Regions from separate parts of the Homo sapiens genome. Here all the other regions are linked to region 1. Evidence: chromatin contacts called from ENCODE Hi-C or POLR2A ChIA-PET data. All regions are on one chromosome and are shown on one strand. Each heading gives the region's core, a stretch centred on a gene start or an enhancer-like site at or near the end of the contact. The rest is flanking DNA. Distances are from core to core; before and after follow the strand shown.

Region 1 (2,532 bases), core at 18-2,517:
AACCTTTGAGGCAGAAGGAATTGTGTTAATAAAGACACAGTGGAGTGACTTGACAATGTTGGGAACTCCTGACTTCTAAAGACACCTGACCAGCTGGGCGTGGGGGCTCACACCTGTAATTCCAGAACTTTGGGAGGCTGAGGTGGGCAGATCACCTGAGGTCAGGAGTTCGAGACTAGGCTAGCCAATATGGTGAAACCCCGTCTCTACTAAAAATACAAAAATTAGCTGGGCATGGTGGTGCGCGCCTGTAGTCCCAGCTACTCGGGAGGCTGAGGCAGGAGAATCGCGTGAACCCAGGAGGTGGAAGTTGCACTGGACCGAGATCGCGCCATTGCACTCCAGTCTGGGCGACAAGAGCAAGACTCCATCTCAAAAAAAAAAAAAGAGTAGACAGGTAAAACATGGCCTGTTAGGCAACCGTTACCTTTGTGAGGGTGTTGGGGTTCAGTCTTTGAGCAGTGGGAAGCCATTGAGGGGTTTTAACCACAACTTGATCCGGGGAAAGGTTTGGGGCATTTGGGCCAGTTTCAGACAAAACTTAGCTTTTTGCTAACGTGGGGGAAATTGCTCCTCCTCAAGGTTTAAGATGAGTGGAGATAAAGTTTCCTGGCTCAATAACAGGGACCACTGAGCAAGAAAATACACAGTATATTGACTTGCGATATAAAGAGAGCCGGGACGGAACACTGGTTCAAAACTGGGCTTTTGAGCAGGGCACGCCTAGCTTTGTTTCTCATTGGGTCATTTTACTAGCAATGACAGCCTGAGCTGCTGGAGCTCTTCGGAGTCTCAGTTTCCTCATCTGGGAAACCAGCACTACAGTAAAACCTTCTACAGGTACCACCACAGAATCGAGGTAATGAAAGCGAGACCCTTAGCAGAGTGCCTGGTAGTTAAGTGCCCAGCTCAGGGTATTGTTTGGGATAAAGGGTCCAGAAAGTAGCTCAGCTCAAAACCGAAAAGACTCACTCTGGAGGAAATAAGAGACGGGGCTAGGTTGCCTTTCCTCCTTTGAACCCCCTGGTGCAGCCGGAGCCCGCGCCCCTTAAAGTGATCTCCAGTTGTCCGAAAGGCCCGCCAGGGATCTGGCGAAACGGGGGCGGGGGAGGGCTCAGGGAAGAGGAGAAGCTGAGCCCGGGCCCCAGAAGCTCGGTGGCGAAACTTTGACGCCTTCTATTTAAAGTCGCGGGGCTCGCCCGCCCCCGGCGCCGGGAACCCGAGCCGCCCCCGCAGGGGCAGGGCTGGGGAGGGCAGGGGCCAGAGCAGTCGGAGGGAGAACACCAGGCGCGGCGCGGGCGGCTCCGGCTCCGGCCCCGGCCCAGGCCCGGGAGAGGCGATGGCGAGCCGCGATAGCAACCACGCTGGCGAGAGCTTTCTCGGCTCCGACGGGGACGAGGAGGCGACCCGGGAGCTGGAGACCGAGGAGGAGTCGGAGGGCGAGGAGGACGAGACGGCGGCGGAGTCGGAGGAGGAGCCGGACTCCAGGTAGCGCGAGCCTCTCTCCTCGGCCCAGGGCCTGCAGGGCAGCTAGCAGCACCCTTGCTTGTTTGCTTTAAGTTTTTAAGCTCTGGGGTTCGTTTGCCTCGAGCTAGGCACTTTCTCTCTGGGTGCACTGTCGTTTAAAAGAACTTGAAGGTGAAGGTGCTCGCTGTCAGCTGGAGTGACAGGCCCGCCTGCAGCAGAGTTCATTACCCCCGCCCCCAGCTCCTTGTGACTCGCTGCTCTTGTTTATTCCTGAGGATTTACTTAGGTCCTGCATAACTGCCGAAATGTGCTGGAACACGTACATCTGGCCCGAGGCACAGGAACAATCGCGAAATCCTGCGCTAGAGGAGAAGGGGGTGGGGTGGAGGCGGTGAAGGCGCACTGGTACCTTCCGATGAATGGCGGTCTCCCCGGGGGCCTAGCAGTAGGCTAGGCTGCAATAAGGTGACCTTATTTTGATACAAAGGCCCATAAATTCTTTGGGGGAAAAGAAGCATGAGTTTCAGTAATCCCTGTTCTTCAAGTCCTGGTCCCAAATCCCAAATATCAGTTTCCGTGAATGCGATGAAGTAATACTATGTACAAAAGATGCACCTCCCACCCTTCGATCTCCCACCCTCCGTCCCTTTAAGAAGGCCCTAAAATGAGAATAATAGAAATCATCTAATGTCTATTTGGATTAGCTTCTACCTTCACTTGTTTTCCTTGAGTATGAGTTTTGGGTTTTTTCCTGACTGTGTGTCAGTCAGTGATGTCTCTTCCTCAGTCTGTTCATAACAGTAGAAAGGCTTTGAAGGTGGCAGGTGGGTGTGTACCATCTCAGAACGCCCAGCTTACCTAATCAAAGCCAGCAGAGCCGATGTTGAAGAAGTAGCCCATAGAGGGGCATTGAGGAGGATGGATGGTCAGACAAGAAGTCCTGAATGTATGTCACCTGTTTATCAAACAGCTGCCAAGTGGGAAGCAAGCACAGTCCCTGGCCTCAAGGACCTTGTGGAAAAAGTTTCCCTAACTTTTTCCCCTATGGGGAAACGTTTCCCTAAC
Region 2 (2,532 bases), core at 24-2,523, 59 kb before region 1:
AGTTGAAACACCCTAGAGTAGATAAGATTTTTAATTTATTTAGCATTCAAATATTTGTGAGCTCTAGGCGTGGGAGATACACTGTTTTGCTAAACATACATGGTCTCTACCATTTAGGTACAGCATGGTGAGAGGGGGAGCCATTAAAAAATAACCATACATAGGCCAGGCACAGTGGCTCACGCCTGTAATCCCAGCACTTTGGGAGGCCGAGGCGGGTGGATCACGAGGTCAGGAGATCGAGACCATCCTGGCTAACATCGTGAAACCCCGTCTTTACTAAAAATACAAAAAATTAGCCAGGCGTGGTGGCGGGTGCCTGTAGTCCCAGCTACTTGGGAGGCTGAGGCAGGAGAATGGCGTGAACCCAGGAGGCAGAGCTTGCAGTGAGCCGAGATCGTGCCACTGCACTCCAGCCTGGGCAACAGAGTGAGACTCTGTCTCAAAAAAAAAATAATAACCATACATAGGCCGGGCACAGTGGCTCACGCCTGTAATCCCAGCGCTTTGGGAGGCCGAGGCGGGTGGATTACCTGAAGTCAGGAGTTCGAGACCAGCCTGACCAATATGGTGAAACCCCGTCTCTACTAAAAATACAAAAAAATTAGCTGGGCGTGGTGGCGTGTGCCGTAGTCCCAGCAACTCGGGAGGCTGAGGCGGGAGAATTGCTTGAACTTGGGAGGCAGAGGTTGCAGTGAGCCAACATCGCGTCACTGTACTCCAGCCTGGGTGACAGAGCAGGACTCCGTCTCAAAAATACAAAAATTAAAAAAATGCAGATCACAATTTTATTTATATAAATGCTGTGCAGGAAATTAGTGAGTGCTGAGAGAATGCATTTGAGGTCTCAGGGAAAGCCTCTTAGAGGAGGCAGTATTTGAGTTGAGATCTGAAAGATGAATGAGTTAACTAGTTAAAGAGTGGTGGGAGCCAGGCGCAGTGGCTCATGCCTGTAATCGCAACACTTTGGGAGGCCAAGGTGGGTGGATCGCCTGAGGTCAGGAGTTCAAGACCAACATGGCAAAACTCCATCTCTTTTAAACATACAAAATTAGCTTCGTGGCAGGTGCCTGTAATCCCAGCTACTTGGGAGCCTGAGGCAGAGAATTGCTTGAACCCAGGAGGTGGAGGTTGCAGTGAGCCAAGACCACGCCACTGCACTCTAGCCTGGGCGACAGAGTGAGACTCTGTCTCAAAAAGTAGTGGGGATGGGGAGACTGCTTTAGAGAGAGGAAATAGCATGTTTGAGGGTGTTGATGCAGAAAGGAGAATGGAGTGTACAAATAACTGAAAGGAGGTCAAGATGGCTAGTGTTTGGTGAATTGAGGGGAAGTGGTTGAAGGTGTGGTAGGGGAGATGGGAAGAGGGGCATATTTTGCAAGGACTATTAGGCCATTTTGATCTTTAGCCTAATAACAGCAGTAACCTATTCAGGTTTTTTTTTTTTTTTTAATGCAGGGGACAGATGAGTTAAAAAGTTTATTTTCACTGCACTATGGAGAGTAGATTGAAGTTGAGCAAGCATGGATGTAGGGAAGTTGTACTGTAGTATTTCAAGTGAGAGGCAATGGTACTTGAATTAGGAAATGCTAGTAGTTAAGATGAAGAGAAATTGATGGATTTAAGCTGTATTTTAGAGGTGGAATCCATAACATTTGATGATATATTAGATTACAGTGTCTAAGCCTCTACAATATCGACATTTTAGGCCAGCTTACTTTGGTGTGGAGGGGCTGTCCTGTGTACCCTACTACATTTAGTAGCATTCCTGCCACCAATCCCCAGTTGTGACAGCCCAAAATGCCTATGGACATTGCCAGTCATCCTCTGGGGCAAAATTGCCCTAGTTGAAAACCATTGGGTTCGATTGAGAAGAAGGTTTTGAGGATTACACTCAAGTTTCTGGCTTCTACAGCTGGTGGCCTCATTTGCTGAGACAGAATAGAATGGAAGAGGAGGAAGATTTATATGTGTGCTTAATAGGGATTGACTCATGAGTCTGTGGACATGTGCCTTTAAGAAGCTTTTGAAGCATCAGAGTGGATATTTAGCATTGATAGTTGAATATACTGTGTATAGATCTGGAATTCAGAGGTTATTCATTGGCTAGAAATGTGTATTTGGCCATCATCAGCATACAGATGGTAATTGAAGCCCCAGGAAGAGAGTCTATGTCCAAGACTCGTTGAAATCGGTTGAGGAAAGAATAGGAGAACAAATGCAAACTAAGATTATACACAACTGTTTTGGGACATTTGGCAGTGAAAGGGAGGAGCAAAAGGTGTGAAGTTAGGACAGGCTTTTTTTGGTAAGGTGGGAGAAACTCTGGTCACAAATAAATGTTTGTGGGGAAGATTCATAGAGAGGAAAGAGGTTGACCACTCTGGAAAGAAAAGAACAATCATGAATAAGGTTTCCCACAAGGTGGAAGGGGAATGAGTCCTGTGTATAGGTGGAGTGATTGGCCTTAGGTAAGAGAAAAACTTTTTTGAACTGGCTGATAGGAGGAGAGGATAGGTATAGATACAGGGA
Region 3 (2,532 bases), core at 20-2,519, 55 kb after region 1:
ATCAATGTTGTATCTCCATCAGTCTGTGGTAGTGAATCAGACAGCTGAAGCTCTGCTATTTTTTCTGCTTTGTTATTTTTTAAGTTTAGCAAGATTGGCTGTTGCTAGGTTTATAATTACGGCTAAAGTGGGTACCATGCTCCCCTATCACCCCATACGTTTTCTAGTTGGCTATTACCCCTTGAGTATTTTAACCCTTTGAGGGTCATTAGAACTTTTAGGTCCCTTTAGTAGGCAGTTTCTCTCAGTTGGTATGCTAAATTTCAGGCCTTGTGGCACTCTGATCACCTTCTCAGGCCATTAGTATAAATGTGAAGAAATTACTCAGGTATATTGGACCAGTTTAGCAAAAAGACTCCTCTCTCAGAACATATAAAAACCAAGGTCTTACTAGAGAGAACGCATTCAAATCTATAGTTCATTAAAACAGGTATGTTTTGAGCTCATCAGTTTATCAAGAAAGTCCATTCTTTCACTTACGAAGATATACTGTCTTTGTGTAGTTGTTTTGAGGTTTTCACTCAAAACCTCCTAATTATCATACAGAATTATCTATAGTCAGATGAGGCAGTAAAGAAAATTTAAGGATTGATTTGTTAGTGGATATAGTATAGTAAGTCTCTACGAAACATACTAAATTTATAAGGAACTTGGAGCTCACTGGTTGAAGTTCTCTTCCTAAATGTCATATACTAAGGATATCTTAATTCTTTTCTTCAGGTTCAATTAGCAGAATTTCTAGAAAATTTACAAGAAAAGTCCTTGAGGATTGAAGCCTTTGTTAGTGAGATAGAATCCTTTTTTAATACCATTGAGGTAAGTTAACACACCCATTTTACCTTAACCTGGCTTGTTCACAGTATCAGAAGTAAATGATTCTGAGGTGAAGGGATCTGACTTGGGGATTTTATGCGCATGTGTTGTTTGCCATTGTTGGTTCGGTTCCATTCAAAGCGAGAATGCTTAAAGTCTTCTCTCTGTGCATAATGAGTGAGATTCCTTTCTGCCTATGGATAAAAGATTTGCCGGTAACGACAGACATGCATTTATTAACACTTACTATAATAGGGCAAATGCTTTACATGCTTTACCTGACTGAATCCTCACAATTATATGAGATAGGTGTTATTATTGTTCCAATTGTATAGATAAGAAACCAAGTCTTAGAGTACATTCCTCATTTTCATGCCTCTCACTGGGTTAACTCTGCAGAAATGCTCTGAGTCACTGCCCAGTGTCCCATGCCCAGGGCCAGTGAGTGCCTCTCATAGCACGACTATCTCTGATGAGTTCATACTCTCCTAGCTGCTGGCTCTTATCCCTTCTGCAGGGAAGAGAGGGACTAGCAATGCTCCATCCTTATACAGAGATGGCCCAGGCACCCTCACCAGTCAATCAGGACTGGCAGAGGGCCTGAGGCCACTGCAGAGGCTGCTGCACAGTTTCCCTACTACTGGGGCCGCTCCACATGCTGGTTTGCTTGTAAGAGGTCTGCTTAATTCATGTTGTGGATCAACTAGTACATGCTAGTTATTTCGGGTGTCACCTTCCCCAGGTGTCCTTTTTAGGGAGTAAATTATGGGATCATCTTATTACTAGCCCCACTAGTGAGGATAGCCAGGCATCTGGATGTGTCTGGACAGGCAACGAAGTTTCTCCCACTGTGGGATAACCTGCCATCTCACTGGAGAACATTTGGGGAGGTAGCCCCCATTCCATATCTGGGCTTTCTGCCTTGCACTGTGATTTTAGTGGACTGATGCATTTCCACCATCTGAAGGCCAGGGATGCTCACTCAACGTGATGCCATTTTCAAGTTTCATCATGTGTGAGTGCAGGTGGGCAAGACTTCCATATGAAAATATATATATTTTGTATTATGGTAGCTAAAACTTTCTTGATGATACTGTTACAGTAAATTCTATTGCTTTATTGCAAAACTAACTGTGGGAAAGGGATTGGTAGGTTAGAAATTTGAACTGTGCATGTGATGTCTGATTCTCTGATCAGGATGCCAGAGGTCAATTCTTTAAAAGGCTGGTGTTTCCAAAAAAAAAAAAAAGCAGCATTTCTTGTTTCATTCAGAAGTGGGCTTTTTTGCTTGTTTGTTTTCAGGAAAACTGTAGTAAAAATGAGAAAAGGCTAGAAGAACAGAATGAGGAAATGATGAAGAAGGTTTTAGCACAGTATGATGAGAAAGCCCAGAGCTTTGAGGAAGTGAAGAAGAAGAAGATGGAGTTCCTGCATGAGCAGATGGTCCACTTTCTGCAGAGCATGGACACTGCCAAAGACACCCTGGAGACCATCGTGAGAGAAGCAGAGGAGCTTGATGAGGCCGTCTTCCTGACTGTAAGTGCCAAGTAAAATGGGCTCAAACACCTTGCGCCCACTCTGGCACATCTACTTTTAAAGCTTCATTTTTCACTATTCCTTAAGATTATTTATATCTCTGTGTGGGATTTATATAATTCTGGCATTTAAACATTATTTGGGCATGCCTGATGCCTATAGAAAAGGCCCAGCAAACCCTGA
Region 4 (2,532 bases), core at 33-2,532, 38 kb after region 1:
TAGGGTGAATGGATCTGGCTGCTTGCTATTGCAGGCTAGTGGCCCAAGGGGCCTGGCTGCCCCAGGCTCCCCATGGCTGTGCTGAGAACTAAGGAGACCAGGATCTCAGGACAGCCATAACCCCTTTGCAGTAGACTGCTGGGGAAACTCTGAAGCTTAATAAGGGAAGTTGAGTGCACCTGCAAGGACTTATGGTCCTGGTCCCCACCCAACCTAACAAACCAGGAAGGGTTTGCAGTGAGAAAGAAAGATATGTGCTATTTAAGTGTCAGAGCTAGGATTGTTTAGGCCAGTGATTTTTTTTTTTTTTTTTTTTTTTGAGACGGAGTTTCACTGTTGTCACCCAGGCTGGAGTGCAGTGGCGTGATCTCAGCTCACTGCAACCTCCGCCTCCTGGGTTCAAGAGATTCTCCTGCCTCAGCCTCCTGAGTAGCTGGGATTACAGGCACCCACCACCACACCCAGCTAATTTTTGTATTTTTCGTAGAGATGGGGTTTTACAATGTTGGCCAGGCTGGTCTCAAACTCCTGACCTCAGGTGATCCACCCGCCTCGGCCTCCCAAAGTGCTGGGATTACAGGCGTGAGCCACTGTGCCTGGCCAGGCCAGTGATTCTGAATACATATTGTAGTCGCCTGGCAGCTTTTAAAATCTAAAAACATAGCAATGTGAAGACCAGACCCTCGTACAATTAAATCAGAATCTCTGTGGAGAAGGGTATGGGGCAGTATTAGTATTTTTAAAAAAGTTTCCACAGGTGGTTTTTATAATGTCTCAGAGTTAAGGACCTCTGATATATGCAGAGACTGATGATAAAAACAGTTTACGAAGGGACATAAATCTAACTGTAGATTTTTTTTCAATTGTCTTAATTTAACACTTATGTTTCGTGTTTTTAACAGAAGGTTTTTTGTTTTTATTGTTGTAGACAGATGTAAGCCAGTCAGTAGCTGGGCTTCATCTTGCATATTCCTAGGAGGAAATATGTTTATGAAGTGATGGCAAACGCGGCTGCTGCATTGGTCAGGAATGATAACCGCAGAGGAATTTAAACCCAGCCTTAAGGAGTAGGTAGAATTTACAGTTGCAGAAGTGGAGTATTGTCGGGGCTCTGCATTCTAAATGGAGGAACAGCGTAAGTACAAGTGAGGAAGAGGTAGAAGACAATTTCAGAGAAGAGCGCTACAGAGTCTAAGATGGGGGCCCAATAGCAAATGAAGGAGCGGCCAAAGCCAGCCATCTCGGAAGGGATGAGAGACCAGTCCACGGACACAGCCTTTCCACACTTCTGTATCCTGTAGCAGCTGCAAGTGATCATGCCCAGGCGCCTTTCATCATGTGTCATCAGGAAGGCCTGACTACAGATAACATTTATTGAGTGAGCACTAACTACATGCCAGGAATATTCCCTAAGCATTTCGCATGAGTTAACTAATTTAATCTTCTCAACAAGCTCACGAGATAGGTTCTATTATTATCCCTGTTTTATAGATGAGGAAAGTGAAGCACAGTAGGTTGACATTTTTTGTGACCTCTCTCTATTCAATGACCTGTTTTCTCTTTATCATGACTCAGAGTTCCCAAGATCTATTTGCCGAACAGTGAATTATTGTTAAAACAGGAATTTACCTGTAGGGGTAGGGTGCAGGTACACACTTGGAAAGAATGTCAGATAGGGATTAGAGAGCTAAGGATTTTGAACATCTTTTTTTTTTTTTTCTTCTGTGGATATGAAGAATTTGCTGAGATTTTAAAGCAGGGGGTGGCATACTGAGCTGGTTAGTAAAGCCAGTCTGGGAGGATGCGGCACAGTGGGTTAAGAGTGGGGGAAAATGAGGTACCTGTGATACCAGCTGACCAGTTAGGAAGTTAATGGCAGTGACTAGGAGGGAAGTGGTGAAAAGCTGGGTGAGGTGGCGATCGTGGTAACAGAGAGAGCACAGATACAAGAGTTATTATGAAGATGCTGGTGACTAGAGTGGGCTTGAGTGACTGCTGAGTCCCGACAAGATCAGGAAGGCAATCCTGATGAGAGAAGGTGGTAAATTTAACTTTAGCTTTTTTGAGTTTGTGGAATAGTGAGTCATTCCAGCCTGGGATGTGTCATTGTATTGGGTATCCTGACTTTGGTTTTTAAACTTTATTTGATATACATCCCTCTTTTTGACATGGAAGGCAATATTGATGTCTGTATTTTAATTTCACATTAATCCTTTACCTGGTAAAAATGTATTTACTTATTCTATTAATTAGTATTATTTTATTATGATAATATATAATTAATATTGTTATTTGCTATAGGTTATCAGACCAGGATGAAGAGGGAAAGATCAAGCAGGAGTATATCATATCTGACCCCTCCTTTTCCATGGTGACAGTCCAAAGGGAAGATAGTGGGATAACCTGGGAAACCAATTCAAGTAGATCTTCTACTCCTTGGGCTTCAGAAGAAAGTCAGACTTCTGGTGTGTGTAGTCGGGAAGGGTCAACTGTGAATTCTCCTCCTGGAAATGTTTCCTTTATTGTGGATGA

What was found. Hi-C counts contacts between places; a loop is a spot of excess contacts on that map. ChIA-PET counts read pairs that join two places held with the same protein, here RNA polymerase II (POLR2A). Pooled maps may share reads with other maps.
Region 2: a map of heart left ventricle shows a loop between it and region 1 (3-fold over the local background). The contact joins the enhancer-like site here to the promoter of CMYA5 in region 1. A Hi-C loop is called at or near these places in 4 of 168 maps with a recorded cell type or tissue (GM13977, heart left ventricle, left cardiac atrium and 1 more), 1 of 37 single-sample maps with no recorded cell type and 4 of 50 pooled maps. POLR2A ChIA-PET finds 5 or more read pairs at or near these places in 7 of 52 experiments (BJ, OCI-LY7, WTC11 and 4 more).
Region 3: a map of heart left ventricle shows a loop between it and region 1 (3-fold over the local background). The contact joins the enhancer-like site here to the promoter of CMYA5 in region 1. A Hi-C loop is called at or near these places in 8 of 168 maps with a recorded cell type or tissue (Right ventricle myocardium inferior, cardiac septum, heart left ventricle and 1 more) and 7 of 50 pooled maps. POLR2A ChIA-PET finds 5 or more read pairs at or near these places in 3 of 52 experiments (A673, CD4-positive, alpha-beta T cell and Panc1).
Region 4: a loop to region 1 is called in a map of heart right ventricle, with 2.4 times the contacts of the local background. The contact joins the enhancer-like site here to the promoter of CMYA5 in region 1. A Hi-C loop is called at or near these places in 4 of 168 maps with a recorded cell type or tissue (Right ventricle myocardium inferior, cardiac septum, heart left ventricle and 1 more) and 13 of 50 pooled maps. POLR2A ChIA-PET finds 5 or more read pairs at or near these places in 2 of 52 experiments (BJ and RWPE1).

Annotation. Positions count from the first base shown.
Region 1 is chr5:79,688,569-79,691,100 of GRCh38, forward strand. It overlaps CMYA5 (cardiomyopathy associated 5), which reads left to right and starts at 1,268. Exons shown (of 13, transcript NM_153610.5): 1 at 1,268-1,488. The coding sequence starts at 1,340. RefSeq lists an enhancer at 778-1,279.
Region 2 is chr5:79,629,383-79,631,914 of GRCh38, forward strand. The region is part of intron 4 of TENT2 (terminal nucleotidyltransferase 2); the gene reads left to right. Among named protein-coding and RNA genes, the nearest start is that of TENT2, 18 kb to the left of the region's middle. RefSeq lists enhancers at 98-599, 600-1,099. Within about 2 kb of position 1,274, at least 2 of the 41 ENCODE cell types and tissues checked have a DNase peak (open chromatin) inside an H3K27ac peak, as active enhancers do.
Region 3 is chr5:79,743,107-79,745,638 of GRCh38, forward strand. It overlaps CMYA5 (cardiomyopathy associated 5), which reads left to right. Exons shown (of 13, transcript NM_153610.5): 3 at 721-816; 4 at 2,116-2,349. Among named protein-coding and RNA genes, the nearest start is that of CMYA5, 55 kb to the left of the region's middle. Within about 2 kb of position 1,270, at least 3 of the 41 ENCODE cell types and tissues checked have a DNase peak (open chromatin) inside an H3K27ac peak, as active enhancers do; they include heart left ventricle and heart right ventricle, where a contact is called at or near this core.
Region 4 is chr5:79,726,614-79,729,145 of GRCh38, forward strand. It overlaps CMYA5 (cardiomyopathy associated 5), which reads left to right. Exons shown (of 13, transcript NM_153610.5): 2 at 2,302-2,532. Among named protein-coding and RNA genes, the nearest start is that of CMYA5, 38 kb to the left of the region's middle. Within about 2 kb of position 1,283, at least 5 of the 41 ENCODE cell types and tissues checked have a DNase peak (open chromatin) inside an H3K27ac peak, as active enhancers do; they include heart left ventricle and heart right ventricle, where a contact is called at or near this core.